Regions from separate parts of the Homo sapiens genome. Here region 1 is linked to region 2. The links are chromatin loops, found by intact Hi-C in ENCODE. Cell type or tissue: Calu3. All regions are shown on one strand. Links, peaks and the distances in the headings refer to the core of each region. The heading gives the core; the rest is flanking DNA. Region 1 overlaps CREB5 (cAMP responsive element binding protein 5). Region 2 has its middle 6.3 kb from the start of CREB5.

Region 1 (7,565 bases), core at 1,534-6,533, 170 kb before region 2:
ACTGCATTTTCCCATAGAACTGTCTCTGGCAAAACCATCATCCAGATCTCTTGCGTTGGACTTGTTTTACATGTTTACTATTTTAGTTGTTTTTCTAGTTAAAGCTCCGAAAATAAGCCACTGTTAGCAGAGTGAGAATAAAAGAACAATTTCCTGATAAGATTACTTCAAGAGAGGAAGCTATACCTAGTCACACACGCAGCACTGAGTCCCCAGAGAAGTTACCTTACCAAGTAGTTTACAAAATTAAATTCATTATGAAAATAATTAACATTTTAGTGCTGAAAAGAACTTCAAGAATTTTCTAGTGGTACCCCACCCCCCAATTTTAAAGGTGAAAAAACTTAAACCTGGGAAAGTTAAGTTTCTTGGGAACTGTGGGATAGTGCATGGAGTAGGTGGTCTGGATTCGAGTTCTGGCTCTGGCCATTATCACTATGACCTGGGGCAAGTCACTTAATCTCTGAACCTTACTTTACTCAACTGCAAAATGGGTGTATTAATTCCTGGGTAACAGAATCATGCATGCCAAACTAGTAGAGATGTGCCTTGTAAACAGCACCTGACAAAGAGAAGAGGTTGCTGTTATTCACCTAGGAGTTGAGCCTAGAAGTCAAGTGTCTCTGACTTCATATGTTAGGACCCCTCCCTTTTACTGCCGTGGGCTTCTCTTCCCAAACCCTATTCTGTTCTCACTCTCTGGGCTATGTGAACATATCTAGGAGGTCAGATAATCTAGAGCTTCTGCCAAACTTGGCTCCTGGAAGAAAACAACCAAAAGAGAGAATAAATTTGAGACAGAAAAGAGGCAGTGAATGAGAATTCTGGAGCTGAGACTGACTCAATTAATTGGCTAACCCCTTTATATGTAGGTAAAGGAAACCAGGCCTGGGGAAGCTGAGCGCTTAGCCAAGGTGGCAAATGTTTTAAATGGCAGAGCCTGAATGTCTAAAATCCATGAACTCTGAACCCATGACAATGCTTTTCCTTGACTCCCCTCTGACTTGCCATGGTTTTGCTCCAAGCAAGCTCTTGTATTCCAGGCATATCTTTTCAATATGCTGCACAAAAGAACAAATGTCTAGATTTACTGTAAGCACAGAAAGAATGATTCCAGGCTGGTTGCTGTAGAAGTAGTCCCTCATTTGTGCCTATCTTTTCCAAAAATAGGAGGGAGGAAATGCACACTGAGACACTTACATGGAAGCTTCAGGAACTCTGAGGGCCAGGTTCTGTGTAGAAGTTCCAGAAATGAAGTCTTCCTCCAAGAAAAGCTCACAGGCAAAGCCAACTGTCCCCTCAGGAAATGGAACAAATCTGGAAGTTGAATTGCATTTGGGCAGGGAATAGTGGTCTTCCTGCAAGCTAAGAAGCCAAATATAGAGCAACCAAATGTTGGAGACAGGGCCATCACTTCTCTGTGATGCTATAGTTTTCTTACACATGAGGGGATGAAGTGTTTGACACTGTAAACAGATAGACTGAGCATTAGCTAACTCCTGTAGATGATTCTGCCAGTCTCAGGCACAGTCATGGGTCTTCCACGGCACTGGTATTGCCACGGTCAGGAGCATGGGGAAACATGTGCTTTTGAGTCCAATAGACCCATATTCAAAACTCTGTTTATCTCCCTGGCTGGGTGACTTTGGACAAGTTACTTTTCTTCTTGGAGCAATAATATTGGGGTAAATAACAGCTACCTCTCTGAGCTATTGAAGAATTACAGGAAATAACATGCAAAGCTAGCTCAATGCCTGACACGTAGTAGATCCTGAATAAATATTAGCTTCCTTTCTCTTCTTCAGTGTCAGTATCAAGGCCCTTTCTAACGAAGGGCTTGAGCCATTGGGGAGTTACCTCTGATTTTCTCTCCCGAGTAGAGCAGGCTTGCTGTGTTCCAGGTGGGAAGCTGAGATGACACTAAGACACAATGCTTGCCTGAAGAATCAGAGGCAAGGACCAGATTCGAAGACGAGAGCTGGGGTATTTTTCTGCCTCTCAGAATACCCAGCCATTTGCTCCCATGTTCTGGCTCTACCCCCTTCATCTGACCACAATACCATGTGGTGTTACAACTTTTGAATGTTAAGAAACATTATATTTCCTCAAGTATCAGTACTTTATGTTTCGTTCCACACATAAAACCCCGTGAGTGGAAGGCTGCCGGCCCCCTTGTCAGAGGTAATTTCTCAAGGCTCTGCATGGGATTTAACGGGAGCCATATGGTTAAGTCTGTCAACCCTCCCAGAAAGCATCCCCCAGAAGGGCCCTCGTAAATGTTCTCGGGGCTGTGAAAGATACAGCAACTTTCCAACAATAAAGCTATGTTCATAGCCGTGATATTCAGCAAAACACAAAGCAGGAAATAATGACTTCTGGTCTGCATTACTCAAAGGGGCTTCAAGTTGTCCTGGCTAAGGGCTGAGGACCAGTGACAAGCCGGGACCTGCTGCCCCGCTGTCTCCAGCAGGAAGGAGGCTGGCCTGAATATCCCCAGCATTAGCCTGTGGTAGATAGCGACAGTCTTACTCATGCTCACTTTGGTTTGAGGAGCTTTAGGAAGCTCTTAAAAATAGATTCATACGCATATGCATTGACAGGGCAAACACATTCTTAACCTGTAAGCTGCTTTGTCATTTAGGTCTTCTTTAAGCCATGACCTTCAGTGATGGCATCATTTACCCACTTCTCTACTGTTCTTTCCCCACCCCCAGCAACAATGACACAAAACCCTCAAATGTATTAACATTCCCATCTTGAGGGAACACTGGGCAGGAACGTGAACTCACACAGCAAAGCCACATGACTCGTAGCATTGCTTCTGCCACCAACAAATTTTGAGATGTAATCAGCTTTTCTTTTTATTATTATTTTTCTTTGTTTGCTTGTTTGTTTTCCTCAGCCATGTCCATTGAACTACATCTAATATTCTGCATGACACATAGCATCTGGGATTGCAAAGAGAAAAGGGATAAAGAGGCACAGAAAAGGTAAGAGGAGGTACAATTTATAAGTCTTGGCACCTTTTCATCTTTACATAAAACAAGATTTTCTTCTATGATATTTTATATAAATTTCTGGCTAAGTTTTATGTCTCTGTTGTCTAGCTACAGCCCCATGCAAATAGGGTTTATAACCAAATGCCTAAGTTACGCATCATGTGGAAATATATGTTCCAGGATTAAAATTGGTGTAAAATCAGGGAGGGTTTTTTTACGTAAATGTCTTCATATATGCATTCTGTTGAACATATTTCTGAGTTTCCTGATGCAGCTGGCCAATTCATTCTCTTAACCAGAATACTCCACATTTGTATATTCTAATGTTAGATATATTTGGCCAGTGCCCTACAAAGAAGTAAAAGGTAAGAAAAAAATATGTAGAATATTTTGGAAGCGTCTCCCATAACCCGTCAGAGCTCTGTACTGATATCCATTCTTGTAGAACTCCAAATTCCATATTATCTTCATTGCTCTCCTGAAGAATTACTGAGTGTAAATTATATACTATCACTTATCCATAAAGAAGAATCAACTTAGTTAAGAAAGCTGGGATCTATTAAGATTATAGCCATCTACTCAACGGATTATTGACTCCTACAAAAATGTCTTAGATGATAAGAAACAAAGAGACAGAGAGAGTGTGTTAACTTCCAGTAGTGCTACCTACCCTTCTGCCATTTTCCCAGGCTTTGCTGACTTGATCCTGAATTAATGAGCCTGTTACATGATAGCTAATAAAAATGACTGGAGGAGAGATACTGTTTGGATTCTGCCACATATTTGGTTCAAGGCTGGATCGATTTTATCTCTATTTAATACATGCTTGTTTTCTGTCTCACTTGTCTTCCCCACAGCCCATGGCTCACTCTTTTTTTCCATCTGGGAAACTTATCTCTGAAAACGCTACCATCAATCAGCCAAAGACACTCTTCCCGGCAGAGCGTCTGCCAGTTTGACTAAGCACAAGTAGTCACTAGTTTGGGGATGCCTCCCACACTCTCCATAGCTGTGTGTTTTTCTAGTCTGCCCAACCACACAAGAGCAATTTGAGATATTTATATTTACCTCTGGTTTCTATTGAGGTAATGGCACTACTTTCACAGAATTGAGCGCAGGGCATGGTATGGATTGCTGTGGTATGGAATGGAAGTTGCACGTGTTGTTTGTCTACTTCCTTTTAACATTACTTCTTTGGATTTTTGCATTTGCACTCATTTTGGTCTGGTTTGGCTCAGTGCCTGTTCAAAAAGCATGAAAATCAAATGCTTATGAGGATGCCTACCCTTTGTCCCCAAAGTCCTCCCTGATAACTGGCACTACTCCCATTTTCAAGTCCTTTATGTTGATAGCTCTCTCAATACATTCAAGCCTCCAAGCTTAAATTTTGTACTGTGAAAAGAGGGAGACAGAGAAGAGCGAAAACTTGGGGTTGCCTGCAGCAGCCAAGCACTGATAGAAGGGAAGGGAAGAGGGGGGAGCAGGAGCCAGGTGGCCCCTTCTCCCACAAAGTCTCAGCCATGAACACACCCGCTGGCCGCAGCACAAGAGCACTATGCGTGGGCACAGGTGGGTCCCAGCCTTTCTGGCTGGATGCAGCTTAAGCACTGAGCCTGAATGAAGACTTTCATTGCTGTTTGCTGTTTTTCTTGGCCAGTAGCCATGGCAAACATTTGCAGGTGGCTTGGCCAGATTTTGACACTTAAATATTTGAGGTTGTGATAAAAATCAGAATATTACTACAATATGGTTCTGTGCAGCCTCAAAAAAAATAAAGTAAAAAAAAAGCTATCTGCAATTTCAAATGCTCATTTAAAGACACAGTCTCCAGAGGGAACTCGTGTTTTCAAATAAGTACTCATTTCCTCTTTCCTGAGAGAAATAAAAGAGTCAACCGTCCCCAAATGTTACCACCTAGAGTTTCATACTGAATCCACTGGTGAGATGGGTTGGGTTATTTCTTGCTGAGTCTCCAGGATCATCCGGGCAAGGTTTTGGATGGAGAAAAATGGAAACGACAAGATGTGTGGGTTTGAATCAACATGGCAAACACACCAGGGAGGAATCTGAATAAAAGAAATAGCCTCCCTCGGGCTTGGCAATGAGACAGAGTCCTAAAAGTGACAATTATCTCCTAGAACACACCAGGAGCGACACACAACACCCCAGGCTGGAGAATAAATGGGAAGATGGAGTGTGTCCAAAAGGCGTCCATACCACAGAAACACCCGCCTCCATCCAGGCATGGTGACACAGCCTACAAATGTCACCCAAATGTACAGTCCTGGGCCAGCTGGGTAAATTATCAACAGAGTCAGCACTCATCTTAAACTTTATTGCTAGCCCTCAAAAGACTGTTTCATAAAGACCAGCTTTGTGCTAACAATGGCTGAATACTAAGGGCCTCCAAAAGGGTAGTTGGTGGGGGGTGGCAGGGAGAGGGAGGCAGGAGAACTCCAGGGGGGAAGGAATGCTGTAAAACTGCTAGTAAACTCTAGCACATTTTATGTTTTTTCCCCTTGAAAGAAAAATAAAATAATTATAATTAGCTGGCATAACTGTGAATTGTCTGCTGAAAGCCAAGCCACTTGAGAGAAGTCCCTGGAGATTTAGATGCTGTCTTTAATGAATCTACTCCACCCTCTTAGCACTCTATGGGTTCTTGATTTAGATAGCAGCAACATTTGCTCTCATGGTCATTTGAGAAGAAAAGAAATCTTTAGCAGAGACACTTACCAACCTAGCATTGACTCCTTTCAACAAAGCCGAGCATTCGAAGGGCCAGGTTAATGTTCTGTTTCTTGAATAGAAAACCAAACGCACCCACAGCAAACTCACAAAATGGTCATTACCCATTACCCATTACTCTCATTTCTTAAGGTGGGTCTTAACGTATCACAGCCATTCCTGGTAAGTTGAAAATGTGAGACAAGGTGCCCCTTCTGGAATATCCTAGGGAGGAATAAGCCAGTGTTCCCTGCAGGTCTGGAATTCTTATAACACCGAAAAACAAGAGGGAAAAGACCTACTGACAAATTGTGGAGCAGTTTCTAAGTTTTTAATTATCACTTCCAATATTTGACTGAAAATTCAAACAGAATGTTGATGCACATACCAAACACAGCAAGCGCCCCTTCTCATTTTAAACAGAATTCTGGAAGCATAGAGCAGCCAGTTCTCAGCGACCAGCAACAGAACTGTATCACAGCTCTTTGGCTTAAAGTTATTACCTTTTCTTCCTAAGAACCCATGTGCTCTTAAATCTTTTATTTCATCTTTACTCTCATGAGGCTGGAAAGAGCAGACACCATCCTCATTCTGGGGATAAGGAAGCTGGGCCAGAGATTCTGCGTTTCTGAGAAGCTCCCTGGAAATGCCCACGCTGCGGATCCTCAGACCACACTTGGCACATTGCGAGGGGCTAGAGCTAACACAGGATACCCAGAAGGGAAAGCTCTTTCCATCACATGACATGGAGTATCTGGTGTTCAATGACAGGATCTTTCTACCAATTTTTCCTCAATGCCTCAGTATTGACCATTTGCATAAATGAGAGAGAGGGGCCTGCTTTCTTTGCTTTGTCTACTCCAGAAATCAGCATGGACCAATGTAGAGGAAGGAGAGGGCTAATAAGGAGGCAGTAACAGGAAGGAGAGGGCTAGTAAGGAGGCAGTTACAAGAAGGAGAAGCAGGGAAGAATAAGCAGAGGGCGGGACGACTGTGGAAATATGGTGGTCCCCCTTATCCGTGGTTTTGCTTTCTACAGTTTCAGTTAATCGTGGTCCAAAAATATTAAAAGGAAAATTCCAGAAATAAACAATTCACAAGTTTTAAACTGCTCACCATTCTGAGTAGCATGATGAAACTTCATGCTGTCCCAAGCTATGCCCCCCAGGATGTGAATCATCCCTCCTGTCCACCGTGTCCACATTGTGGACACGCCCCACCCAGTAGTCACTTAATAGCTATCTCAGTTATCAGATGGAAAACACATATCACACACAGGGTTTGGTACTATCTGCACTTTCAGGTATCCATTGGGCAGCTTGGAATTTATCTCTCACGGACAGGGAGGGATTGCTGTACACAGAAGATGAGGTGATGAGTGTGGCAGCTCCCAGGAAGGGAAGGGCACACTCTGTTGGAGACAAGGCTGAGCTGGTAGAACTTCCCTCCACCATGTTTGTTCTGCGCACTATACTCTGGTCTCCATAACAACCATGGGTTTTCCCACAGTCATCTTAAAGTTCATAAATCTTGTCTGAAGAAATGATGACACAGAATGACTTGCTCCCCACCCTACCCCTACCACCCAAAGTCCAAGATCAAAACAGCTTCTACCAAGCAGAGACTCCTCCCTTCTCCCATCAAAAGCATCACTCTGAGCTCTAGGCAATATCATGACAGCCAGAAAAACCAACCAATCTGAGCACCAGAAACCAGGAGGAAGTCCAGGACATTTCCTGAGTTCCAGCCAGGACCCAGGGGCAGCCAAGGAGGGCTCCTTACCCGATCTGGCGGTTGGTGGAAGGTGCCTGAGTGATGACAGAGCTGGACTGAGGCGAC
Region 2 (7,565 bases), core at 1,173-6,172:
CTGGGGACGCGGGGGGAGGTTCCTGGCTCGCCGTCTCCGCTGCCGCTTGACCGCACTTCTGGAGGGCTCCGCACCTTGCCAGGTCTCTGGAGGCAAACACACACCCCCGATTCATAACTGGTCCCCGCGTCAGGGGACTCGCGCGCTCCCACACACGCACGCACGCCGGGCGGACTCGGCGCCGGCTCCACGTTAGCATCCCTCCAGGCGCGCGGCGCGGCGGCCACCGAGCGCTCCGGCACTCACGCGGCGCGGGGTCTCTAGGGTGGCCTCAGGACACAGCCGAATTCCACAGTCTACCAGCACTCGGGGCCGGACTTCCCTCTGGTCCGCCAAAATGTTTACAAACACAGATCACCCTCCAGAAAAAAATGCATCGCATCTTCCCTACTCCTTGCCCTGTGACCTGCCCACTGGACCAAGTAACCTCGCGGCTGCTGCCGAGAACCAACCCCTGCAAACAAGTACACTCCCGAGATGGCTCCTGCGGCAAGTGCAACAAAAGTGGCTAAATGCAAAAGCCCCAGAAGTGGCCGAGCCGTATTTTTAGGAACTTACCAAACAAGTGTGGAGAAGGCAAGAGCGGAGCCCGGGTGAAGGGACCACGTTGGACTGAGCAAAGATTACAATACATTCTATTTAGAGTGCATTACATCACCCCCCCGGTGACGTCACGTGGGATTCCTGAACTTCTAAATCATTGCGGTCCGCTGGGGAGGGACGGAGCGAGGGGCGGGGCCGGCGCGTCGAGGGGGCAGGCCCCGCCCCGGTCCCGCCCCGACCCCGCCCCGCCCGCGCGGACCCTGGTGCACCCGCCCGGGAGCGGCAGCGGCGGGGGCGACTGCGCAAGCAACAGCTTGCAGAGCCCAGCGCCGTGTGACACGGCTCCCTGACATTAGTGGTGTGAGTCAGCTTGGAAACAATCCTTATGGTTTCAGACAAGACCACGGAGGAGGCGCGGGCGTGGGCTCTTCTGCGGGGAGGGCCTGATGGGGTTTGAAAGGTGTAGGGATGGGGGTAGGGGAGAGGTGGGGAGGGGGATGCTGAAGGATGTGGGAAAAGACTTTGCAAACAGAAATGCAGGACGCTCCTCCCTCCCCCACCGGAGGATGTCCAGCTCCTTTTTGCTTGCGACAGTCATGACCTCATTTCAGTGCTCCCTGCATCCTGGCTTTTCAGAGCACTCACTTGTCACCCCTTCTTCACCGCCCCCTCATCTCACCTCCTCCAGGAGAATAACTTCCTTATGGTGCACACTCTCATGAAATACACAGCCCCACCCTTCGCGGGACCCCTGCTTCATGCGTCTGAGAAGCTGTAGGGAGAGTTGCTCCTAAGGCGAAAGGTGAATCACAGCTAGAGCCAAGTGATGAGCCTGATTTAGACACGGCGTCAGAGCCGAAAGGGCCCTTGGCTGTCACTTCCAGAGCCTCTTCGGTAACTGGCCCAAGCTCACGGGCTGGGGAGCGGCAGAGCCAGGGCCAGACTGCAGGATCCGGGCGCCTGGTCTGCAGCGAGAGGAGCCTGGCGTCTCCAGTATCCGGCCGTCACCATCACTGTCACCATCCCCCTGCTGAATTTCCTTTCAGAAGTTCTCCCTTTGAGTAGGATTCAAAGAGAAGGCATAGGCTAAATCCAGCCCGATTCTAGACGACCAATGCCAACCTCGCAGCCCCTCACACCTTACAAAGCGCTTGCGACCACGTGATTTCCCTTGTTTCTCACACCAACCCGGGTACCAGAAGTAGGACAGGTATTATAATTATTCCCATTCTACAGGTGAGCTAAGGCAGACACCAGAAGGTTGGGGGCTGGCCTGAGATCACTTGATGAGCAAGGGGTGGCACTGGGCCCAACTCAATCCCTGTTTTCAAGCCCAGATCCCAACTGGGCTCCTTCATAGAGCCAGGGGTAAGCATTCCCTTCTTGTGGGTTATTGGTGGTTGGAACCTCTGCTAAGAACACATTGGCTGGGAGATGGAGCTTTGCTTAGAAACAGTTTAGCCCTCGTTAATAAACAATAATCATTTCTGACATTTATGTAACATCTGACATTTATATAGTACCTCTCATCCCAATGCATCACAACCATGACGGTGCAGTTTGCCAGAGAATCATGACTGGACTGGCTAGAAACTGTAATACATTGCCTGGATTGTCACATACTTCTGAGCTGGTTTTGACATACTAAATGGAAGAGCTTAGCATGTTGTTTCTGTTTTTAAGTGTTTAAGTGGCCCCTTGCCCTTTAGTGTTCCTTGAAACCACAGGGACTGATGACTGTTTGATCCTCACAGCCTTATTCAGAGTTCATCACTGAGTTTTCTACTTATTGTAGAAATAAAATCATTGCAATTTCATGCAAAAGGTTTCTAGCTGTCATATTACAGACTGAGATTTTTACATATTCCAGATCTCACACACACACACAAATCATTTCTAAATGTAAACTGAAGAAAAGAAGAGGTATTTATTAGTGTAGATTCTAGTGTCAGCCTGCCTGAATTCAAATTTTAGCTCTGCTACTTGACGCCTGGTTCTCAGTTGCCTCAACTATGAATGAGGATGGTGATGATAACTACAGCGACTCGAGTTAAGAATTTTATTACTTGAGTTAAGAATTGTGCTTGGGGCCGGGCACGGTGGTTCACACCTGTAATCCCAGCACTTTGGGAGGCCGAGGCAGGTGGATCACCTGAGGTCAGGAGTTCGAGACCAGCCTGACCAACATGGTGAAACGCCCGTCTCTACTGAAAATACAAAAATTAGCTGGGTGTGGTGGTGGGTGCCTGTAATCTCAGCTACTCGAGAGGCTGAGGCAGGAGAATCGCTTGAATCTGGGAGGCGGAGGTTGCAGTGAGCTGAGATCACACCATTGCACTCCAACCTGGGTGACAAGAGCGAAACTCTGTCTCAAAAAAAATAAAAGGAAAAAAGAAAAAAAAGAATTGTGTTTGGCACAGGGCAAGTACTATGGAAGCACTCACTCTCTTTTTATTAATAAAGGTATTTTGGCTAATGCTGTGATAGGTGGGCATTTGGTGATTTTTTTTTTTTTACAAACTTAACTAAATAAATGAAAAGGGAACCTTTACCCCATAATTCCCCCAGCCCCACATTGCCTTCTGCATGTGTCATCTGGACCAAGCAGCCCTCTCATCTGTCAAATGCGCTGGCAGAGCCCCTGTGTTTGTGGACTCACATTTCTGCCTCATGCTCACTCAGTCTCTCCCAGGATTTCTCAGAGCCAGAGTTTCATGGAGGCTGCAGTTGCTGAGAGCAGCTATGCAAGAGCATCTCTAAGGGTGCCTCCACTGGCGGTGGCCATGGCCTGGGGCATTTGCCCCCTGGGGTGCCAGCACCACCACTAGGAATGCCCTCTCACCCACCAGGACTCCATCCATTGTGGCCTGTCAGACGTGTGGAGACAGGGGCGCTTACACCAGAACCAAGGTAAACTGGCTGGGGTACCACCCACCCAAGATTCTCCCGATGCTCATCCCATTTCCCTCCACAGAACAGGAGTATAGGCTGGACACAGCCAACCCCCGAGGTACCATTGGCGGTGGCAGAGAGGTTGGACCTATGCAGAGCTGACTGGCACCTGCAGTGACCAATGAGAATAGATGAGACCCCTGGGAGACCTTTAGTTGCTGGATCCTGGGCAGTGGAAGGGAGAGGACTAGGCAGCTGGGCCAGTGGGGAAGCACTAGGTATTTACCAACTCCCATGGAAGAATTTTAGTATTTTAAGACATTTACAGCCTTACTAGTGCTTAATCAGGCCTGAATAAAACCATCCCAAGAGGCCTCAGATGGGAAGAAATTCTTTAGCTCTGTACTTTGGGTTCAGTCATTTCTCCAACATTCGGCAAACATTAGCAGATCTGCCCAGTGCTGAAGTCAGAAAACAAAAAATGGTCTCTTTCTTCCCAGCTCCTAGGCTCCCAAAGAACTTCTCAAACTTAGTGGAGTAAGCAAAAAACACCCAGGCAACTTATTAAAGTCAGTTTCTTGAGTCAGACGTCCCCAGGGATTTTAGTTCCAAGGTTTGGCATTGGGTCCAGGATTCTGCATTTGTGATTCTGATGCAAGCGTCTGGGGAACTCCCCACCTACCACCACCACACACACATCCTTTGAGTGACTCTAGTTTAATGAATTCATAGATGGGCAGGGATCCAGGAGGAAGCTGATGACGGAGAAGAAAAGAGGTCAGCCTGAGACACTCAAAAATATGACCCAAAGTTCATATGCTTGAGATCAAGGCCAGGCGCAGTGGCTCACACCTGTAACCACAGCTCTTTGGGAGGCTGAGACGGGAGGATAACTTGAGCCTGGGAGTTCGAGACCAGCTTGGGCAACATAGACAGCCTGAGCGTCTCTACAAAAAGTTTTTAAAAATTAGCCAGGCATGGTGGTGTGCACCTGTGGTCTCAGCTACTCAGGAGGCTGAGATGGAAGGATTGTTTGAACCCAGGAGGATCAAGGCTGCGATGAGCAGTGACTGCGCCACAGCACTCCAGCATGGATGATAGAGTGAGACCCTGTTTCAAAAAAAGGAAAAGAGACCAATCCTCTAGCAGCTTCCCAAAAAGATGAACATATCCCTAGAGAAGGCTTCTCCTCATCCCTTCTGCCCACATCACTCAGAGTGACCTTTTCCCACTTCCAAAATTTTATTTTAGGCTTTTCTTAACTAAATTAACAGTGATGGGGAAAGGGATGCTGCTGAAGCCCATTTTGTGGTTAAACATCTAGCTATCGTCCCATTGGGAAGTTTCCATCCCTTCTAAAATGGGTCTTCACCAGGTTTCTTCATTACCTTATTTGAAGGGATAAAGATTTCCAAATAAATGAAACTGCAAAATGCATCCAAAACTGTGAAAACCACAACACTGTTAACTAACATTTACCAAGCATTTGCTCTGTGCCAACCCTTGAGCTAAGGGATTTATGTGCATTTTCTCTGTTAATCTTCACAACTCTGTGAGGCAGCTGGAACCTTACTCTTAGAAAGGCTGAGTAACTTACCCAGAATTGCACAGCTGGGGCATGGCAGAGATGAGAAAAGAACCCACATTGCTGTTGCCTGTCCCAGTGCCTGCCTGAAGGCACCCCATACTTTGGTAGTCCTGAGCACAAGTTGGTTTGAGGATGCAAGAATCAGGAAAGTTGAGAACAAGCCAGAGATTGGCAGTGAGTAGGAAAAGCCACCAGCCTCCATGCAAACTCTGTGCCTGGTTAATCAAAAGCCATTCCAGACAGACAGGACTGGCTTCATGGCCTGTGATACCTGGTCACACAGGGCCTCATCTCATGCTCAGAATGGTCCCATATTTGGTTTAAGGCTCACTGTCACCATCTTGAAATTCTTAATAATTTTATCTTTGAACTTATGCTTTATAAAAGAAGCCTGGTGGAGCATGTGCATGAGGAGGTTGGTGATCACGGCATGTCTGCTGTTTCTTGCTCATGATGCCTCAGGAGCACCAAATTCCAGTGGACCCAAGGTGCATGGAAATCCAGCAAGACTCAAATCAAATACAAGGTAAATTCATGATCTCTCTGACTGAGTGGGATGGGAGAGGAGAGGTGAGGCTGACAGCCCTGAGAGGTCACGCTTTCCTTTCAAACCAGAACTTTCTTGGGATGCAAAAAAAACCAATGGCATCCCAAGAAACATAAACAACCAAGAACCCTATCTTACCTGCATTAGGCCCCTGTGTTAGGCAACCACATACACTGAAAATGATGACATAGAAGGCAAGAGAAAGATAGGGCGGCCCATAGTTCTTTTTCTTTTCCATCTTTCCTCATCACAAGTAAACAGAAAGCAGAGAGTTGGCAGAACGTGTGCACATCAAGAAGTGAAATAAAGGTGGTTGAGCTTGTTTTGTACAGTGTATCCACGTTCTGGTAAGAACAAAATACATATGTATGTACGGGCCATGACATACAAATTATGGGATTTGAGTGATTTCACATACAAGTTAAGTGATCTTATATTTACATTTAAAACTAGCAGTGCAGGATGTAAAGATGAACAGTAAAATTAATGCTAATAATGTAACATTTTAATTTTTTGCTATTTAAAGTGACATTAAATAGCAAATAAAACATACCATGACAAGTCAAGAGACTGACTTTGCAAGAGAGAAAAAACTTTCTATTTATTATCTTCGGTGGCACTTTTCCCTTGCCTTTTAAACAAGAGGCCCTGCATTTTCAGTTAGCACTGGATTCAAAAATTATGTGTCAGGTGCTGCCCACAGACATATGATTGACAGGATCCACCAGACCCCCAGCTCCATGCTCACATGCTGAGAGGAAAGGCAGCAGACAGCAAGAGATTTGACAGCCGTAGCCTTGTCACTTACTAGGTGTGTGATCAGGGCCAATTTTTTTTTACCTCTCTGAAGTTCAGATTCTTCATCTACAAAATGGAGATAATATCAGCATCTATCTCCTAGGATACTGCAAGGATTCAGTGAGTTAATATATGTAACATGCTTAAAACAATGTCTGACACTAGTAGTTACTGAAAAAATAGTCTTAGATATTATTATGCCCTGTAAGGTTTTGGGGAGAATTTAATAAAATAATTCATGTCAAGTGCTTAGCCCTGTGCCTGGCATTTAGAATGTGCTCAATAAATATTAGTTACATAAAATTGCATATAAGATGTAATATTGAAGTTCTGTGGGTTAGATGGAGGAATCAATCCAACTGGCCCTGAGTCCAGTTTTTGAGTCTTAGCATAAGCCAGCTGTATTTGAAGGAGATGGTACCTTTAGGTTAACAAATCTGCACTGAGTCTGTGGGCAACAGAGCAATTTTATACAAGCTGATGTTCTAGTTGAAGCCATCACACTTTACCCTTCCAGTCTTGACATACAAATGCATTTTTACACCAGTGGTTGTATAATTATTAACCCTAGTATGATTTAGTTTTCAGAATCACATCTTGAAATCCTAACAGGTGTAACTCAAAAATGCCATGCTCTTGGATTGGAGGTGCAGGTGCGTATCAACTTTGAAATGTTGTTTAACAAGAGACAACTAGACTGTAAAAATTTTCTCCCATGCTGTAGATTGCCTATACACTCTGATGGTAGTTTCTTTTGCTGTGCAGAAGCTCTTTAGTTTAATTAGATCGCATTTGTCAATTTTGGCTTTTGTTGCCATTGCTTTTGGTGTTTTAGTCATGAAGTCCTTGCCCATGCCTATGTCCTGAATGGTATTGCCTAGGTTTTCTTCTAGGGTTTTTATGGTTTTAGGCCTAACATTTAAGTCTTTAATCCATCTTGAATTAATTTTTGTATGAGGTGTAAGGAAAGGATCCAGTTTCAGCTTTCTACATATGGCCAGCCAGTTTTCCCAGCACCATTTATTAAATAAGGAATCCTTTCCCCATTGCTTGTTTTTGTCAGGTTTGTCAAAGATCAGATGGTTGTAGATGTGTGGTATTATTTCTGAGGGCTCTGTTCTGTTCCATTTGTCTATATCTCTGTTTTGGCACCAGTACCATGCTGTTTTGGTTACTGTAGCCTTGTAGTATACAGCT

The links. Peaks named below come from ENCODE experiments on the same cell type or tissue, not always from the same donor. Only the 100,000 strongest peaks of a DNase experiment are listed, where the experiment ranks them.
Region 1: it touches region 2 in a loop (4-fold over the local background); 3 of 110 quality-filtered maps call a loop at or near these places.

Annotation. Positions count from the first base shown.
Region 1 is chr7:28,570,481-28,578,045 of GRCh38, reverse strand. It overlaps CREB5 (cAMP responsive element binding protein 5), which reads right to left. Exons shown (of 11, transcript NM_182898.4): 5 at 7,509-7,565. Among named protein-coding and RNA genes, the nearest start is that of CREB5, 160 kb to the right of the region's middle. RefSeq lists silencers at 3,937-3,986, 4,561-4,855. In Calu3, for the core only: no CTCF peak of the experiment used is centred there; DNase peaks (open chromatin) are centred at 4,625 and 5,245.
Region 2 is chr7:28,402,417-28,409,981 of GRCh38, reverse strand. It overlaps a transcript of CREB5 not described here. Among named protein-coding and RNA genes, the nearest start is that of CREB5, 6.3 kb to the left of the region's middle. RefSeq lists silencers at 740-809, 778-1,072. In Calu3, for the core only: no CTCF peak of the experiment used is centred there; DNase peaks (open chromatin) are centred at 2,091, 3,591 and 4,171.